3 separate regions of the Homo sapiens genome follow, and all the other regions are linked to region 2. A link is a contact called in ENCODE Hi-C or POLR2A ChIA-PET data. All regions are on one chromosome and are shown on one strand. Each heading gives the region's core, a stretch centred on a gene start or an enhancer-like site at or near the end of the contact. The rest is flanking DNA. Distances are from core to core; before and after follow the strand shown.

Region 1 (4,460 bases), core at 1,768-4,267, 150 kb after region 2:
CACTGCAAGCTCCGCCTCCCGGGTTCACGCCATTCTCCTGCCTCAGCCTCCCAAGTAGCTGGGACTACAGGCGCCCGCCACTACGCCCGGCTAATTTTTTGTATTTTTAGTAGAGACGGGGTTTCACCGTTTTAGCCGGGATGGTCTCGATCTCCTGACCTCGTGATCCGCCCGCCTCGGCCTCCCAAAGTGCTGGGATTACAGGCGTGAGCCACCGCGCCCGGCCCCTAATCTTACCTTCTACTGCAGCCTCAGGAAACAACTAATCTACTTTCTCTATAGATTTGCCTATTGTGGATATGTTATGTAAATAAATCATATAGTATGTGGTCTTCTTTCACTTAACGTAATCTCTTCAATGTTCATCCATGTTGTAGTATGTATCAGCCACATGATTTTCATTGCTGAATAATATTTTATCATTTCATTCCATACTACATTTTATTTATCCATTCATCATTCAATAAACAACTTGGGTTGTTTCAATCAGCTTCTTTGGGTGTTATGAGTAATGCCACTATGAACATTTGTGTACAGTTCTTGAACGGACATAAGTTTTCAATTCTCTTGAATATATGCCTAGGAGTGGAATTGCTTGATTATGTGGTAACTCTATTCTCAACTTTTTGAGGAACGATCAAACTCTCTTCTATAGCGATTGCACCATTTTCCATCCCCACCAGCAATACCAGCAATATATGACAGTTCAATTTTCTCTACATCTTCTCTAACACTTGCTATTATCTCTTTCTTTCTTTCTTTCTCTTTCTTTTTCTTCTTTCTTTCTTTTCTTTCTTTCTTTCTTTCTTTCTTTCTCTTTCTTTCTTTCTTTCTTTCTTTCTTTCTTTCTTTCTCTTTCTTTCTCTCTCTGTCTCTCTTTCTTTCCTTTTTTTTTTTTTTTTTTTTTTTTTGTGATAGCCATTCCGGTTGGTGTGAAGTGGGATTGTACTGTGGTTTTGATTTGATTTTCATTTCCCCAACCACTAATGGCTAGTAAACACCTTCTCATGTGTAAATTGGCTGTTTCTACCTGCTCTTTGGAGAAATGTCTATTCAAATTTTTTTGTCCACTTTTAAATGAGTTGTGTTCTTGTTGTTGAGTTCTTCATTTTCTGTCTTAAGAGTGGAGGATGGTTGGAGGAAGAGAGCCTCAGAACTCTCAGTTGCTCTTATCTAGAATAGAGCTCTGAAACACAAAGCTGGGGATGATGAGTAATGCTGGTGGCCTGCTTCTCTCAGGGTATACTGTAGACGAGGATCTAGGTTGAGAGGGGGCCCTGCGTTAGTGGCTGCACCCATCCTTACTGGAACATCATCACACTCAACTGGAGAGGGTGGGGAAATATATTGTGGTTCAAGCATCACAATTGTTTGCAGTTCTTACTGAAATATAAGAGATTGTCTTGAATAAATATTTTCTTCGTGCTGTATGTCCTTAGGACAATTACCAGGAACTTTAAATGGTTATTTATCTATAATTTTCACCAGTTATTGTTGTTTTTAGGGAGTGGATTTGAAAAGCTCTTCACATCACCATTCTGGAAGTGAGTCCCATTTGGATCATTTTTTATGAATATTTTGTTTCTTTTATACTTGGTGGTAAGATAGTGGCAAAACTCTCTTTATAATTAGCATAGTAGAGATAGAATTGCTGTACAATTATAAAGGGCAGTTTTTATAAAAGTATTTGCAAATTTACAGTGAATTAAGAAAACCAATGAGAGTTGAGGACTGGTTGATTTTCAACTTCAAATCGACTTTCAACTTCAAATCTAGTCGAATTCTAGAATGACCATGCTTTGTTTTGACAAATAATTTTTAATTTATTATCATTAAATAGTTGTAAATAAATATCTGGATAATGAGAGTGACAGTACATTTCATACTACAGCTTGTTGGTTTTGGTCTAGTTATCTATGTACAAAGCCTTCACAGCCCTTGAGAAAGTCACCGAAATGACCTGTTTTAAACAGCATAGGAATAATTCAGATGTGGAAATCAAGTTATTAAAAATTCAACACTTTTATGTATACATTTTAGAATTTCACTAGCAAAAATTACCATGTCTTTCTTAATTTTTGTCTAATTCAAAATAAGTACTGCACCACAAAATCTTTTTGAAAAACAATTTTCCCAACTCCCCTGATGCAGTTATTTGGACTTTGGGGCTAGTTCTTACATTTAACAATTCTTCAAACTCCTTATGTGATTGTGGACTGGGCTCATATGTGAATTGCCAACCAGTTGAATGTCACTTTAGTTGAAACAAATCTGGAGTCCAACTCATATTTAAAATGCTACTCTAAACATTTCCCCACCTTCTTCATCCCCATGGCAAAGTTAACTATTTAGCTAACTCTAGCTGGCTGTCTTTTGGTGAAGAAGTTTGGTTACTTATAAAGGATGACTTAAGTATCTTTGAGAAAATACATACTGCTTAATACTTACAAGAGAATGTTAAAATGTATTCCTTGTTGGAAATTCTTCACTTTTTGGCAGGTGACTTGTGTGTACTATTGCCTAAAGTACAGTAGTTTAAGTAGCTTATGGGCAGAGAGGGATTGTATAGGAGCACGGAACTAGGTAAAGATGAATATTTAAGAAGGAAACCAAGCACAACCCAATGATATTTTCCTGAGTCGTTAATGGACTACACGAAGGTAAATAGTGAAAATAGTAAAGAAATTTTCTCTTCTTTTAGTTTGGAAAGTTTCAGTGTTAAAGTTTGGCTTCTACTGAGTGAAACATCTTAGTTTCCCACATAGTGAAAGGTAAATGGAAAAATCCATCAATTCTGAAAATTGTAATGCAGTTAAATAATAAACTGATAAATTGCATTAAAGCTCAGTATTAATTTTTTCCTCCTATAGAGACAGGAATTCTATCCTACTAAAGCTACTTAACAGTTCAAGTAGGTATTTTGGAAGATGCTTACCTCCCAGTTGGGTGTATCTCCCTGCGGCTTAGGTGAGCGCCGAGGCTTTGGCTCCTCCCCAGCTGCTGCGAGCTTCCCACTGCGCCGGGCGCCTGGGAGCCTCCCGGAGTTAGGTGTTCGGCCCCGCCCTCAGGACTCTTGCTAAAACTCAAATTCTACCTGGCTAATTCCGGTGATTAATTATTGACAAAAGGAAAACACTCCTACGCAAACTTGTGTCCAACCGCACTGCTCCCAGCGACTCCTTCCAGAAGAGAATGCCTGCTGCAACACTCCCCTCCCCCCCTTGCTCTATGGTCCCAACTTCTCATACGCTGCCACTCTTAGTCCTGGGCGATCAGACTGGTCCTCGGAGGAATGCAGCCCAACGACTTCTACATTTTAAAATCTGGTTTTCTGCAGCTCGTTCGCAGTTCTCCAGGGACCAGCCTCTCGAGAGGGGGCGCTTTCCCGGTGCAGGGGAAGCCGGGGCTCCGAGAGCAACAGAGGCGGCTGAGGCGTCGCTGTCACCTCCGGCTGCTGCAGTAAAACCCCGAGCCGAGGCGGGGACGGGGAGGAGGGGATAGGGAGGCGCCCTCCCCCGCTCTGGGGCTGGGATCCCCGACTCTACTGAAGGGGCACGTCCTTTGGCGGTGGTAGAGGGGCGGGCGGATAAACAGGAGGTAGAAGGTGGGAGCTCTGGGGCTTTAGCCTAAGCTGCGTTAAAGCGCTCAGGGAAAGCCCGCGCCCAGCATCCATCGGGCTGCAGACTTTGGCAAGGGGGCGAAGAAGCCCGGGTGTAAGCGCAGCAGGACTGCGTCTGAAACTCGGCATCAGGCTGCTAAGTGAGCCCAGGGCTCGGGCTGGGGCAGCGGGCGGCCAAGCAAGCATCCCACCCCATTTATTTGTCAAAAACCGAAGAAAGCAAAGCCTTTTAGCACTGGCAGCTAATTTTGGTGCCTCTGAACGTGTGAAACGCCCCTCCCCGCCCCACTCGCATCCTGCCACCTTGCCCGCGGTAGCTAGGAGGTTAATCGTTAAAAAGGTGGACTCCCCCAGGGAAATAGATGAAAGGATCGTGCCCGGAGAACTTGTGTGTGCCCACTCACAAGTGCAGAGAATTAATCTCGGCCCGGACTGCGGCAGGAGGGCAAACTGGGGAAAGAAGGCTGGGAGGCGGCCCGGTGGTGCAGAGACGCGCGGCGCCTGCTCCCGCGGCTCCCGGGGCTGGCGTGCCCTGCGCTTACGCTCCGCGCTCGAATATCTTCCCCGGAGGGCTCGGGACCAGCGCGAGCACCTTCCCTGGAAGCCCACATCCATCACCCAGCGATCTCCTCTCCATCGAGAGCAGGGCTTGCTGAGAGTGGCGGAGGACCTTGAAGGCTCCCGGTTCTGTATCTCCGTGGCCGAGACGCTTTCTGCTCGAGGCCCAGGGGAGTCCGGGAGCGAAAGCCTCTTTTGATGAATGAGCATTTGGGCAGTATCTGCCCATCAGCCCCCACTGCCGAAGGAGGAGACACTGCACATGCTCGGCCAGGGCTGATTG
Region 2 (4,322 bases), core at 391-2,890:
GAACAAGACCCGAATTGCTCTCCAGGGTTTTGAAACTGCTGGGCATGCAGAGTAGAAAATTTATGATCCAATTCAAAGCACTATTATAGAGGCATATACCTCGTATAAAGGTGTTATCATAGAACCATATATACAGAAGGAGCATGTAACTCCTCTGGCCCTTAGGGACCGAAGGAGTCAGAAAAGAGAGGATGTATGGTGGACAGGATAATGGCTCTGCAAAGATGTCCTATTCCCTGAAATCTGTGAATATATTACCTAACATGGCAAACGAACTTTACAGATGTGATTAAATTTCTTGAGATGGAGAGATTATTCTGGATTATTTGGTTGGGCCCAGTGAAATCACAAGTGTCCTTGTAAGAGGGGTGCGGGGGGGTGGGGGTGAGAAAAGGAGACTCTGACTGCAAAATGATGTGGGACCACAAGCCAAGGAATGTGGGCAGCGTGTAGAAGTTGGAAAGGGCCAGGGAATGGATTTTCTCCTGGAGCCTCCAGAGTCAGCCCTCACCATCTATTTAGACCTGTAGCTTCCAGAACTGGAAGAGAACAAATTTGTGTTTTCTAAGCCAACTAAATCAGTGATAATTTGTTAGAGCAGCACTAGGAAACTAATTCAGGCTTAATCTTTAGTGCCGAGTCCCGGGTAGAAGCAAAGGAAGACTATTTTCTGTGAGGACCTGCCAGTTGGTCTTCATGGCTTGCGAGTACGTGTGCTTGGGAGTAGGACAGGATATGTGGAGATCAGATCCTGAAAGGTCTTCTTTCCACACAAAGAAACTGGAAATAATGCTGAAGGTAATCAGAGGCCACTGAAGGATTAAAAGCAGGGGAGTGTGACAAAATCAGAACTGCATTTCAGAAGGATGAATTGAAGTCTACAAGTAGAGACAACAGACGAGAGGCTACTTAAGTATTCTGGGCAAGAAATGATGAGAGGCTGTCTCTGATCACCCTCTACAAAACGCCTTTGCTTATTCCTTGAAATTTGGGATGAGAGGATTTAGAAAAAAAAATGGTTGTACTCTTCAAATATTTGAAAGGCTGTCATGAGACAGATTAGACACGGTCTGTGCTGCTCCAAGTTTGAGGGATAAATCAGTCATAAGAAGATATTAAATGCACTATCCGGAAGCACATAATTAATAATTTGTCTAAAAATCGCATAGACTTCTTCACAGATAATTATGCTTTACATTTCATTCTTTCAACAAATAATCATTTGAGCAGTTAGCATGTGGCAGGCATCAGGCCTGTATATGACGGTGAACCAAACAGACAAAAGGCACTGCCCTGGATGGAGTTTCTTTGCATAAGGTACCGTTTACAGATAACTTTTATATAAAATAATCATTTAATCAAGAAGCAAGCTCACAGTCGGGATAGCTGAAAAGAGACTAATATACGGGCGAGGTTGGTTTGGAGTAAACCCTGGCCTGGGAAAATCGAGACGATAACTGAAAAGCAGTCACTGACGGCAAATGAGCCCCTGGGACTTCTCTCCGCGAGCTTTCCCAGCCACCAGGCCGCTCCCATCACCCTTCCGCCCGTCGGTGCCGCCCCTTTCCTCGTCCCCACCCCGTCCCTTTTAATACGTCACTCGGGCCGCGGGATTTCGAGCATTTCGCTCGCGAGATCTTCTCTGTGGCGGAGACAGCCAGGTTGGCAGCTGACGGGACAGCCGGGGTCTATTTTGTTGCGGGTTTTCAGCAAATCCAGGGCTGGTCTGGAGGCGCGAAGTAGGTTCCGGAGTCCGAGACCTGGGCTGTCGGCCGCGGGCCCCTGAGTAGCGGATGGGGCGGGCTCCCCGGCCTCGGGGCCGTGCTCAGTCTGCGTGAGCGCCGCGTGCCCGGAACCCGTGTGCGGTCGCGCCCCGGGGTTGGGGGTCGGCGTGGGTGGCCCTCGGGCGCCGGGACGCCGTCCGGAGACTCCTGTGGCGTGGGTCTGAGGCGCGGTGGTCCGGTGCGGTCCCTGGGCTGGTGGAGAGCGGGAGGGCCCGGGCGTCCACAATCCCGAGCTGACCTCGCCCTTGGTCGTCCAGGGTTGGAGCCCAGGTGAGATGGAGGTCAGCGGCAGAGCTGGGTGGCCCGAGGGTCTTGCAGCTGGGAAGCTCAGGAAATCCCATGGTCCTCATCTTAAAGTTCTTTTTAACGAACTTACCCAGTGGAGTTGGGTTTCCTTCTTTCCTGCTTTTTCGAAGTTCTGTGAATATATTAATTATTCAGAGAGACTGGAGGAAGACGTAAAAAGAGGAGACTAGGTAAAGTGATTTAAATCCCAACATTCTCTTTTTTTTTTTTTTTTTTTTTTTTTTTTTTAAAAGAACTTAAGGCATACAGAACGATGGAGTATATGGCAGAATCCACCGACCGCAGCCCTGGACACATGTGAGTGCGACACTTCTTCCTTCCCCCTTAAATGTGAAAATCTTCAGTGAGCCCGGGAAACTCACTATGGAGAACGCTTGAGGGTGGGTGGGAAAGAGCGTATATTGTCATAAATGGGAAAAAATAGAAGTCTTATTTCTGTAGAAAATCGAATTAGTTTCTGGTTATAAAGCTTGTTCTAGTAAATATAAGCTCTAAGAGGGTTAAAATATTTACCATACATCCTTTTAGATCGGCACTGTCCAATATGTAGCCATTAGCTACGTGTGGCTATTTAAATTTACTTTTTACTTACTTTTTTTTTTTGAGACGGAATCTCGCTCTGTTGCCCAGGCTGGAGTGCAGTAGTGTGATCTCGGCTCACTGCAACCTCCACCTCCCGGGTTCAAGCAATTCCCTGCCTCAGCCTCCCGAGTAGCTCGGATGACTTCCTGATTTTTATTGGAGATTATAATGTAGTAATTTTTAAATTTTGAACATCTTAAATCTTAGTTATCAATTTTTAATTTCTTGCATTTAAGTTCAAATTAACTTTTTTTTTTTTGCTGTTAAATAGGTTTAATGATACAGTGCTCTTCAAAGAGATTACTACAGAGACTTTTAAACGATAATCCTGGAATCGTTCAGCACAGACCAATTAGCTAAATCTAAAATAAATTGGCTTCTTACCACAACTACCCTGTAAACATTGTAGTCCTTCTGTCTAGAATGACCCTAATCTCACAGGAAAACAGTAACTATGGAGAAACTAGCTTTGTGGCCAAAAGTAAAAACCAAAGGAAAAATAGGAATTCAGTGGTTAGTGAAAGCAGGAAATTTGGCCCCCTTCCCTGTGATGCTTTACTCTTCCCTTGTCCATCAGTTAGCTCAGTGGGTTTGAATAAGCCATCTGAAAATGTCTTTGGAGCTCAGCATAGTGCTGATCTTCCTTGTTCTATCAGTAGCTTTTAACAGACACTTGTCTAAGGGCTCAAAGCCCTTCACAGAACCCTTTCTTGGAATGGGTTGTTTGACCATTATACTTCCCTCCGGACAACCAGCACTTCTGGAAGAGCCTGGTTAGCTCTGTCAGGAACTGCTTTCTTTCCAGGTGGTACCGCTGGCTCCACTCTGTCAACATAAACCCCAAGCAGTTTAAGTTGGAAGTTTCCTAAATTAATTTAAATGGAATAAAATTAAATACTTGGTTGCTCGTTTGTACTAGCCATGTTGCCACATGTGGCTAGTGGCTACCATTGGACATGGAAGATTATTGAACTTTTATTTTGGACAATGTTGTTCTACATTAGGGGTTCTCAGACTTTTTCTGCCCCCAGTACATCTCGAATTATGATAGTTCCGTCATTTATACTGAGTCTCTAGATGTTGATAGACTTCCTATACTGTTAAAAAAAAAATTCTGCTATGGGTAAATGTTTATATTTCAGCAGTCCTTATGCTTTTTTTTTTTAATTGCCTTTGGAGTATATTGGCGTCTGATTCTGTTAGAAATGATTTAGATATTAGTTTCTATTGGTGTAGTCCAGAGATATACTTGAAGAAATGTTCATTAGAGATAAGTAGACAGCTGTAGTCTTTTAATGTAGTGACACCATACTGTTCACCTAAGCTATGGTCCTCTGTATGCCCTGAATAAATAGATTTTTGAAGACTTAGTATTTAGAGATGAGGTGGTTGAATTAAAAAGAGACAAACTGATCTTACATATTCTTGATACAGGATTTTCTTTTTGGTTTTTGCCATTGACACACTATTGCCTTGTTAATTGATTCTTTCTTGGTTTTCCAATTTTCAACAAGGGATAATGAATAACAGTGCTTCTCAAATTTTTCCCAAGTTTGCTATTACACTTGTGGTTGGGAAGTTTATCTGTTTATTTGTAAAAGTTAATGTGAATGTTTGTGTCTGCATAGAAAATGTTTGGAAGGATATATA
Region 3 (4,663 bases), core at 710-3,209, 190 kb before region 2:
CTTCACAGAATTAGAAAAAACTGCTTTAAATTTCATATGGAACCAAAAAAGAGCCCGTAGAGCCAAGAGAATCCTAAGCAAACAGAACAAAGCTGGAGGCATCATGCTACCTGACTTCAAACTATACTACAAGGCTACGATAACCAAAACAGCATGGTACTGGTACCAAAACAGAGATATAGACCAATGGAACAGAACAGAGGCCTCAGAAAAAAATGTGACACATCTACAACTATCTGATCTTTGACAAAGCTGACAAAAACAAGCAATGGGGAAAGGATTCCCTATTTAATAAATGGGGTTGGGATAACTGGCTAGCTATATGTAGAAAACCGAAAATGCACCCCTTCCTTATACCTTATACAAAAATTAACTCGAGATGGATTAAAGACTTCAACGTAAGACCTAAAACCATAAAAACCCTAGAAGAAAACCTGGGCAATACCATTCAGGACATAGGCATGGGCAAAGACTTCATGACTAAAACACCAAAAGCAATGGCAACAAAAGCCCAAACTGACAAATAAGATATAATTCAACTAAAGAGCTTCTGCACAGCAAAAGGAACTATCATCAGAGTGAACAGGCAACCTACAGAATGGGAGAAAATTTTTGCAATCTGTCCATCTGACAAAGGGCTAATATCCAGAATCTGCAAGGAACTTAAACAAATTTACAAGAAAAAAGCAAACAACCCCATCAAAAAGTGGGTGAAGGATACGAACAGACACTTCTCAAAAGAAGACATTTATGCAGCCAACAAACTTATGAAAAAAAAGCTCATCATCACTGGTCATTAGAGAAATGCAAATCAAAACCACAATGAGATACTATCTCATGCCAGTTAGAATGGTGATCATTAAAGTCAGGAAACAACAGATGCTGGAGAGGATGTGGAGAAATAGGAACACTTTTACACTGTTGGTGGGAGCGTAAATTAGTTCAGCCATTGTGGAAGACAGTGTGGCGATTCCTCAAGGATCTAGAACCAGAATTACCATTTGACCCAGCAATCCCATTACTGTGTATATACTCAAAGGATCATAAATCATGCCACTATAAAGACACATACACGTGTATGTTTATTGTGGCACTGTTCACAATAGCAAAGACTTGGAACCAACCCAAATGGCCATCAATGATAGACTGGATAAAGAAAATGTGGCACATATACACCATATAATACCATGCAGCCATAAAGAAGGATGAGTTCATGTCCTTTGCAGGGATGTGGATGAAGCTGGAAACCATCAATCTCAGCAAAGTAACACAGGAACAGAAAACCAAACACTGCATGTTCTCATTTATAAGTGGGAGTCAAACAATGAGAACACATGGACACACAGAGGGGACCATCACACACTGGGGCCTGTCGGGGGGGTGGAGGACTAGGGGAGGTAGGGGAGGGATAGCATTAGGAGAAATATCTAATGTAGATGACGGGTTGATGGGTGCAGCAAACCACCATGGCACGTGTATACCTATGTAACAAACCTGCATGTTCTGCACATGTATCCCAGAACTTAAAGTACAATAAAAAAATAAAAGAAAATGTGGCACATATACACCATGGAATACTATGCAGCCATAAAAAAGAATGAGTTCATGTCCTTTGCAGGGACATGGATGAAGCTGGAAGCCATCATTCTCAGCAAACTAACACAGGAACAGAAAACCAAACACCACATGTTCTCACTGATAAGTGAGAGTTGAACAATGAGAACATATGGGCACAGGGAGGGGAACATCACACACTGAGGCCTGTCAGGGGGTGGGGGGCAAGGGGAAGGATAGATGACTAGTTGATGAGTGCAGCAAACCACCACGGCACATGTATACTTGTGTAACAAACCTACACATTCTCCACATGTATCCCAGAACTTAAAGTATAATTAAAAAAAAAAAAAAAGAGTGAGCCATCTTGCAGTTTTGACTGAGCTTTGTTCTGCTTATTGAATAGGTAAGTAACCCAAACGGAAAGAAGTGGTGAGCAATGCAGGAAGTGCTCAAGCCTGATGTAAAACAGGAAAACTTCTGTTTCATGGTTTGTGTTGCACAGCGCCCCTCGGCCAAAGAGGAAAGAGCTAATTTTGAGATAAGTAACCATTGCTTCTAATTCTTTAGAAAGTGCTTTTGACTGTAGACAGACATGCTAAAGGCTGTGCCTCATTGTTTGAAGTCCAGATACGTACAACTACTCCTTGTTGTTACTGTAAAAATAGTTCCTGAAAGAATGACTAAAAAGAATAGGAGATGCAAGATTAAAATAACATGAATGGGAGAGGAAGTACAAGACTAAAACTTCCTCATGTCAGAGGTAAGATTGCTTTATTTCCCAACTAAATAAAATCAGGTCATGTATGATTGTTAATGGCAATTCTTGCCAGGAACTTAACCAAAGTTAAAATAATTTTACAGGTTGCTCTAACTTTCCCAGTTTCTGGACATTCCCAATAGATGACTTTGTTATTTTCAAGGACATTCTTGGGGTTTGAACACATTGTTTCTTTTTTGCAGTGCTTTTCAGCATATGATTGAACGTACTCAAGAAGGGTCATGGTTAGTTCAGCAAGCTGATTTCAACATTTGGTGATTGTCTCCAGTTAATGAGCTATACATATGATGTCCGCTTTTATTTTCATCATCATAAACCACAGAAAAAAGGGGAAACAGTATACCAGCAAGTCAGCAAGTCCAAATCAAGCCATGACTCAGATTTCCTAAGAAAGAAAAGATCAGACTCTGCTTTGACATATTCTATCTTAAATTTTGAAATTACTTTGGGGACAACATTAATTATCCAGGTCAGTGTGGGGGAATAGCAGTTCCTCCTTGATCATCCTCTTCATATGGTATAATCACTAACTTCACAGATCTGTACTGAAAAGTTGTTTACCTTTGGGGAAATGGCTCATTATAAGTATGTATATAGGGAATAGTAATATAAGAAAAAATCATAAAGATTTGAGGGTAAGTAGAGAAGATCAGACCCTGTGGAAGTTAATAGCATGGCCCTTGGAACCAGATTACCTAGATTCAAATCCCATCTTCTCTTCTTAATACCTCTGTGACCTTGGACAAATTACTTACCCTTTTTGTGTCTTAGTTCAACCATCTGCAAGATGGGGATATGAGAGTATTATTAGTAGATTGATGTGAGGATTATGTGAATGAGTGTTTGTAAAGCACTTAGAACAATGCTTGTTACAGAGTAGGTGCTCAATAAATGTGACCTGTAATTGTTATCCTTCAGTAATTGGTAAATTTTATGTCTGTAGTCATAGAGTTTGGTTCTTAACCCAGGCCCGGTGCCATTCAAGACACTGCAGAACATAGTGCATATTCCTTCATGTTTATCTAGGTTTTTTTCTCCTTTTTAATGTTACCTTTAGTCCCATACTAGTCATTATCAACCTGTGGTCACCAGTCAGGGAAGTACATTCGTATTGATTGCTGCAAATGCAAAGGTGCTTTCAGAGCAGAGATCCTTGATTTTAAGGGACTCCCATTAAGGTTGAAAAGATGGGACAAGTCCGTTTTTCCTGCCAAGAAAGACATGGCTTCCATGAAATCTTATTTACTATATTTTTGTATCTAACAAGTTCTCTAGGAAGCCTCTCATTTTTGAATCGTAAAAAAGGTCTGTATTCAAAGCAAAAATCCTTTAAAAAAATCTTTGATAATTCTGATCTCTGTGCTTTGCTAGCCCAGATTTTTATTATCTGACCCTATGGTATCCATAAGCATGGTTTTAAAGGTATGTCCACAAGTTATTTGATACTTCTCTCATTGCGGTGGAACTTAATTCTTCTCCCTTTGAGTGCAGGGAGGACTTTATGATTCCTTTGTAGTGAATGAATATAGCAGAAGTGATGGGATAATACTTCTGAGACTGGGTTATATAAAGACTGGCTTCTGACTTTGGTTTGCTCCTTTGCTCTTTGTCTCTGGAATCACATGCTCAGGGGGAAATCAACTGCCATGTCATGAAGAGATGATACTTGGGCAGCCAGTGGAGAGACCTACATGGTGAGGAACTGAGGTTTGCCAGAATCCATGTGAATGCACTTGGGAATGTACCCTCCCCTACTTGAGCTTTTTTTTTTTTTTTTTTTGAGATGGAATTTTGCTCTTGTTGCCCAGGCTAGAGTGCAATGGTACGATCTCAGCTCACCGCAACCTCCACCTCCCAGGTTCAAGTGATTCTCCTGCCTCAGCCTTCCGAGTAGCTGGGATTACAGGCATGCGCCACCATGCCCGGCTAATTTTTTTTTTTTTTTTTTTTTGGTATTTTTAGTAGAGACGGGGTTTCTCCATGTTGGTCAGGCTGGTCTTGAACTCCCGACCTCAGGTGATCTGCCTGCCTCAGCCTCCCAAAGTGCTGGGATTACGGGCGTGAGCCACTGTACCCAGCCCCTACTTGAGCTTTTGAGATGACTGACAGCTTGACCACAAGCTCATGAGAGATCCTGAGGCACAACCACCCTACTAAGCCCCTCAGGATTCTTGATCCTCAGAAACTCTGAGATAATAAATATTTGTTGTCTTAAGCTGCAATTATGTTGAATGAATCTATCTTGTGTTCATTTCTTCAGCAAGACTGGGTCACATTGCCTCATAAAAATGTATGACAGTGGCCGGGCGCGGTGGCTCACGCCTGTAA

Evidence for each region. A loop is a pair of places that touch in the nucleus more often than their neighbours do. ChIA-PET counts read pairs that join two places held with the same protein, here RNA polymerase II (POLR2A). Pooled maps may share reads with other maps.
Region 1: a map of CD4-positive, alpha-beta memory T cell shows a loop between it and region 2 (4-fold over the local background). The contact joins the promoter of SPTSSB here to the promoter of NMD3 in region 2. A Hi-C loop is called at or near these places in 1 of 168 maps with a recorded cell type or tissue (CD4-positive, alpha-beta memory T cell) and 6 of 50 pooled maps. POLR2A ChIA-PET finds 5 or more read pairs at or near these places in 2 of 52 experiments (CD4-positive, alpha-beta T cell and WTC11).
Region 3: a loop to region 2 is called in a map of endothelial cell of umbilical vein, with 7 times the contacts of the local background. The contact joins the enhancer-like site here to the promoter of NMD3 in region 2. A Hi-C loop is called at or near these places in 1 of 168 maps with a recorded cell type or tissue (endothelial cell of umbilical vein) and 9 of 50 pooled maps. POLR2A ChIA-PET finds 5 or more read pairs at or near these places in 4 of 52 experiments (OCI-LY7, WTC11, activated B cell and 1 more).

What each region holds. Positions count from the first base shown.
Region 1 is chr3:161,368,500-161,372,959 of GRCh38, forward strand. It overlaps SPTSSB (serine palmitoyltransferase small subunit B), which reads right to left and starts at 3,018. Exons shown (of 3, transcript NM_001040100.2): 1 at 2,936-3,018. RefSeq lists enhancers at 2,491-3,045, 3,046-3,600.
Region 2 is chr3:161,219,671-161,223,992 of GRCh38, forward strand. It overlaps NMD3 (NMD3 ribosome export adaptor), which reads left to right and starts at 1,641. Exons shown (of 16, transcript NM_015938.5): 1 at 1,641-1,739; 2 at 2,324-2,387. The coding sequence starts at 2,344. It also overlaps the pseudogene SRP14P5. RefSeq lists enhancers at 1,214-1,323, 1,383-1,884 and a silencer at 1,804-2,003.
Region 3 is chr3:161,033,317-161,037,979 of GRCh38, forward strand. The region is part of intron 2 of PPM1L (protein phosphatase, Mg2+/Mn2+ dependent 1L); the gene reads left to right. Among named protein-coding and RNA genes, the nearest start is that of B3GALNT1, 70 kb to the right of the region's middle. Within about 2 kb of position 1,960, at least 4 of the 41 ENCODE cell types and tissues checked have a DNase peak (open chromatin) inside an H3K27ac peak, as active enhancers do; they include OCI-LY7 and endothelial cell of umbilical vein, where a contact is called at or near this core.